2 separate regions of the Homo sapiens genome follow, and region 1 is linked to region 2. Evidence: read pairs that join two places in POLR2A ChIA-PET (ENCODE). Cell type or tissue: A673. All regions are shown on one strand. Each heading gives the region's core, and the rest is flanking DNA. Links, peaks and the distances in the headings are about the cores only.

What was found. ChIA-PET counts read pairs that join two places held together with the same protein. Peaks named below come from ENCODE experiments on the same cell type or tissue, not always from the same donor. Only the 100,000 strongest peaks of a DNase experiment are listed, where the experiment ranks them.
Region 1: POLR2A ChIA-PET joins it to region 2 with 12 read pairs; 3 of 35 experiments call an interaction of 5 or more read pairs at or near these places.

What each region holds. Positions count from the first base shown.
Region 1 is chr13:29,695,543-29,698,463 of GRCh38, forward strand. LOC105370139 (a long non-coding RNA gene) reads left to right here. Exons shown (of 3, transcript XR_941804.3): 2 at 1,572-1,684; 3 at 2,000-2,384. Among named protein-coding and RNA genes, the nearest start is that of SLC7A1, 100 kb to the left of the region's middle. In A673, for the core only: no CTCF peak of the experiment used is centred there; no DNase peak of the experiment used is centred there.
Region 2 is chr13:29,493,526-29,496,446 of GRCh38, forward strand. All of the region lies in intron 12 of MTUS2 (microtubule associated scaffold protein 2), which reads left to right. Among named protein-coding and RNA genes, the nearest start is that of MTUS2-AS1, 7.2 kb to the left of the region's middle. In A673, for the core only: no CTCF peak of the experiment used is centred there; no DNase peak of the experiment used is centred there; H3K27me3 peaks cover 208 bases.

The sequences.
Region 1 (2,921 bases), core at 190-2,689, 200 kb after region 2:
CCTGGGCCTTCCACCTACAAGAAGCTTCTGCCATTGATTTGATTTAGTTGACCTACTGTCAGGATACAGTCGCATTTGCCTTTAGTGAAACTTTCCTGCAGGGTGTTTGTTGGAGGGCCTGAAAGAACAGAGATTGAAGTCACCAAAATAACAGAACAGGTTGAGTGACCAGCTCTCTACCTGCTTGCTAATGAAAGTTGATTCATGTTGTGGAATGGGGCCTATAATTTGCTTTCATTTTAACGCTTTACTTTGTAGTGAGGCGGTTGGACCAAGGCATCTGAGGGATTCCCCTAATCATTGAAAGCCATCATCATCCACCAAAAAGGACCTGACACTCATAAGCCAAATTGGTTTAGATCAGTTTCTTTTATCTCTCCAAGTAAAGGTGAGCTGGAGAGTAGGGGCCTGTATTGATCACCTTTGTGACTAGCTCCTGGCACTGCCCTTGCCCCACTGGAGGTGCTCGGCAAGTGCTTGTTGACAGAACAAGGGCACCCTTGAAAGACAGAAGGCCAAAGACCCTTTATTGCTGAGCCAAGCTTTGAAACATTGAGGACAAACTCAGACATCTGATTAGAACCATCGATGATCAGGCTGAAAACACATAAGATAACAAAGGATACGTGAGAAAAGTTCCTTTTGATAGCTTTTCATTGAAATTTATTCCATAAGAAATAGCTTTCCCTCTTGAGAATTCATAGTGCATATCATCACATTTGCATTTAAAGGCATTGAGGTATTTTTGTGGTAATATTTATAATAGCACAAATATGGAAACAATTTAAATGTCCAAACATTTGGCTCAATTGTGGACCATCCATTTAGTGTATTATAGAACCATTAAACTTATTGGGAGCTGAGCTTCCCAATGGCAGTGGTTCTCTGCTCTGCATGACCCCTTTTTGAATTTTCTGCTTTCTTATTAAGAGCAAGATTCCCCTTTGCTTCTAAAATAAATCCAATCAGTCAAATATTTACCTTTACTTTAAACTATATTTCTTTTTAATGTTTTTATTATTATTTATTTTATTATTATTTTTTATTATACTGTACCAATGTTAATTTCTTGTTTTTGACAAATGTACCATAGTAATGAAAGGGGTTAACATTAGTGGAAACTGCATGGGAGGTATATGAGAACTGTGTGTACTCTATTTGCAACTTTTCTGTAAAATTAAAACTATTCCAAAATAAAAAGTATATTAATATTTTAATTTATATTTATTAATATTTAATTTTAAAATTTTATTTTAAAAAGAAATATATTATTAATATATTTCTTTTTAAATAAATATATTATTAATATATTTCTTTTTTAAATAAATATATTTCTTTTTTAAATAAACTTTTCATTTTGGAATAGTTTTAATTTTATGGAAAAGTTGCAAATAGAGTACACACAGTTCTCATATACCTCCCATGCAGTTTCCACTAATGTTAAACCCTTTCATTACCATGGTACATTTGTCAAAAACAAGAAATTAACATTGGTACAGTATCATCAATGAAACTTCAGGCATTATTTGTATTTCACCAGTATTTCTACTAGTGTCCTTTTTCTGTTCCAGGATCTCATCCAGAATCCCACATTACATTAAATCATCACGTCTCCTTAGTCTCCTCCAACCTTCTCAGTCTTTCCTTGTTTATCGGCACCCTGGAAGTTTTGAGTGCTGGCCAGGTATGTTGTAGAATATCTCTCAATTTGGGTTTGCTTGATGTTTTCTCATCATTAGACTAAGATTATGGGTTGTGAGGAGGAATACCCAGAGGCATAATCCTGATTCTACATTGTCGCACATTTGTTTACAAAATTTGACACTGCAGAAGCAGCCTCCAAGATGACGAACACCTCCTGGAACTCACTCCCATGTACAGTCCCCTCGCATGAATTAGGATTAGTCTGTGGTTCTCATAGAATACTGTGGAAGTGACAATGTGTGATAGCTGAGGCCAGGTCATAGAAGGCATTGAAGCGTCCTCCTTGGTTTTGCAGGTAGGATTTGCTCTGGGGCAAGTCAGCTGCTGTGTTGTGAAGACACTCCAAGACAACTGTGGAGGGGACCCACCCTGCCAGCCACGTGAATGAGACTCCCTGGAAGCAGATCTTCCAGCCCCAGTTGAGCCTTCAAGTGACCACAGCCCTGACACGTCTGACTGATCCTCATGAGAAATCTCAAGCTAGAGCTATCAGTCCACCTGTTTCCAAAGTCCTGGCCCGCAGAAACTGTGACAGAAAAGAAGTGCTTATTATTTATATAAGTTACTAAATTTGGGGATAATTTGTTACACAGCAATTAGATAATGAATACAGAAACACTCAGAAAAGTATTCGAAAAAACAAAACTTCAAATTTTACAATTCCAAAATAAACTCATTATAACTTGAATATAATCCCTTCTTTTAATGCTTAACCGTACTTAAACTATGTCTTTGTATAATTTAAAAAAATAAAACTGGGATCATAATTTATTTCACTTTTATATACTGACATTTTCCCCACTTAGTGTGTAAATAAATTGTAGATAATTTATCCATGTTATTAGAAAATTCTTCAGAAATGTAAGTTTAATGGTTCTATAATATACTAAATGGATAGTCCACAATTCAGCCAAATCGTTGGACATTTAAATTGTGTGAATTTGTGCTGTTATAAATATTACCACAAAAAATACCTTTGAAAGGGACAATACAGGAAACTGCTGGGAGCACAGGTTGGAAGCTCGTTTTGTGTAGGCATGTTCTAATTCTGCCCCTCCCTAGCTCTACGGCTTTGAGCAAGTTCCTTGGTATCTGTGCCTTGTTTTCCTCTCCTATAAAATAAGGAATGAAGTACCCTTGCTGGTATTTACTATTATTTTTTGTGGTAAAATTTACATGACATTTACCATTTTAACCCTTTTTAAGTGTACAATTTA
Region 2 (2,921 bases), core at 111-2,610:
GAATTCTGCTTCTTCGATGGCTCACTTTCCTCTGGCAACATACGTGGCACTGAGCCTGCCCCATCAAGAGTCCAGGATTGTGGAGAGACCCAGGGTCACACTCTCCAGTGTACTCTTCAAAAACTAAAATGTGTTATGCCTGCACAGTGCTTGTGTGGTTTGCCGTTGGCCAATGAACCCCAGACTGCCTTCCTCGTATACACATCCTGCACCAATAGTTGCGCTATCCTTAAAGGAACACAAATCAGGAAAGTGACGGCCATACAGCGATATCACAAAAATCCCATCCAATCCCAAACCCAAAGAAATGAGAGTTTTGTCTTGTCTGGGAGTCTGCGCCCTGCCACTGACACCAGATGGTCCTGAACTGGGCATATGTTTGTTGTGACTGTCCAGCAGAATCCGTTTGGGCTGGAGGTTATTTGGTGCAAGGAGGGTGGAATTGCTCAAGCCAACCTCCTTGGTCTACAGGCACCTGGAGAAACAGGTTTGGTGGTTAGAGATTTGAGTTTTTGTTTAAATCCCCGCTGCACTAGCTCTTACTAGCTTTCACATCTTGGAGAGTTATGTAGCCTCTGTAAACCTTAGTTTACTCTTTAAAATAAGGATGATGACAGTATCTTTCTCAAGGTGTGAACAGATTAAGGGAAATAACGTGTGAAAAGTGGATAGCCCTGGGTTGGCTTAGATCACTGCTAATAAGTGGCAGCTGTTGTAACTATTGTAATAATAACAAGCATTGTTACATTTATTGTGATTATTGTCATGCTGTTGGTTGGCTCCAGCCAGGTCTTTGTGCCTCTTAGCATGACATAAAGAAGCCAGCCCAAGTTAGTTGCAATAGCACACTCTGTCCCTGTAGATCTCTTTTGAGTGATGGTGAATAAGGCAGAAACATCAGTTTGGTATTTTAGATCCATCCTATGTTGTAATTGCCTGACGAGTTTGCTGTTGTTTTGTTTTTTTAATGGAGGGAAAGAGGCTTAAAAGAAATGCTTTCTCTGGCAGCACTGAGGAGGTTTGGTGTAGGAGCCATGGAGGGAGAGTCATTTTTATAGTCAGTGTAGCAGGTGACCTGTGCTAGGTCACCTGCTACACTGCCCAGGCTGTGATGAACATTTCAGCTCATAGGCGCGCAAGCCCCCACCTGCGGCGTACTGCACTAATGCACCGGCATTTGCATTTCATGGCACTGTGGGAACTTCTATTTCTTAAAAATAAAATGGAAGTAGGCTGGGCACGGTGGCTTATGCCTGTAATCCCAGCACTTTGGGAGGTCGAGGGGGGCAGATCACCTGAGGTCAGGACTTCAAGACCAGCCTGGCCAACATGGTGAAACCTGTCTCTACTAAAAATACAAAAAAATTAGTCGGATGTGGGTCAGGCACATTGGCTCACGTTTGTATTCCCAGCACTTTGGGAGGCTGAGGCGGGCAGATCACCTAAGGTCAGAGTTTGAGACCAGCCTGGACAACATGGTAAAACCCTGTCTCTACCAAAAATACAAAATTAGCTGGACGTGGTGGTGCATGCCTGTAATCCCAGCTACTCGGGAGGCTGAGGCAGGAGAATCGCTTGAACCCCGGAGGCAGAGGTAGCAGTGAGCCGTGATCGCGCCACTGCACTCCAACCTGGACAAGAGCAAAACTCCGTCTCAAAAAAAAAAAAAAAAAAAAAAAAACTTAAGTCAGATGTGGTGGTGGGGGCCTGTAATCCCAGCTACTTGGGAGGCTGAGGCACGAGAATCACTTGAACCCGGCAGGCTTAGGTTGCAGTGAGCTGAGATCATGCCACTGCACTCCAACCTGGGTGACAGAGTGAGTCTTTGTCAAAAAAAAAAAAAAAAAAAAAAAAAGGAAGTAACTGGAAAAGAGAACAAAAAAGAGGAAAAGAAACCTACTCAGGGAGGTTTGCAGAGAGGGTCCTCCACCATAAGAAAGCAAGCAGTCAAGCCCAGCACTTCGCATGTTAGTGTCACTGTGTGCACTTATTAGCATTCACAATATCACTTCCTATTATTTGGTGGGATGATACCATTTCTCTTGCCAGAAAAGTTCATGGGAGGCTAGGAATGGTGGCTCATGCCTGTAATCCCGACACTCTGGGAGGCCGAGGTGGGTGGATCACTTGAGGTCAGGAGTTCGAGACCAGCCTGGGCAACATGGCAAAACCCCATCTCTACTAAAAATACAAACATTAGCTGGGTGTGGTGGTGCACGCCTGTAGTCCCAGCTACTTGGAAGGCTGAGATGGGAGGATCACTTGAGTCTGGGAGGTGGAGGTTGCAGTGAGCCAAGATCATACCACTGCACTCTAGCCTGGGCGACAGAGTGAGACCCTGTCTCTGTCTCTGTCTTTGTCTCTCTTTTTCTCTCTCTCTCTCTTTATATGTGTGTGTGTGTGTGTGTGTATCTATATATCTATATCTATATCTATATATTTTTTAGAAGAGTTCATGGGAGACCCTAGTTTCTGTGTTTTGATATTACAGAAATGGTCCTGTGCAAAGAGCTTTGGACTGGTCTGCATGAGTGAGACATGAAGGGTGAAGGTCTCCTTGGGCATCAGTGGTCCTTTCCCAGCCTGTGGTCCTGAGAGTCATGGCCAGAGCTGAGTGGGGCAGGGTCAGTGCAGGTGCATCTGCCCTGGGACCTGGGGAAGGGGTGCAGTGTCTCCATAGACATGCCTGTATTCCTTCAGCCTGCAGGTGGAGAGCAGCCAGCTGCCTGCCTAGCTGACAGGCATGGGAAGGTTGAGGGCTGGGAGCGCCAGTCTGGCCACGGGGCAGGTCTGAGCAGGGAGGAGGAGACTGTGTGGACTCAGCTTACGTGGCAGCTCCTATTAAGGACATGCAACCCAGTCCTGAGGCCAGGAAGACTGTGTGGGAGCCAGAGTGAAGCGGGAGTGAGAGGGAGCTGGCT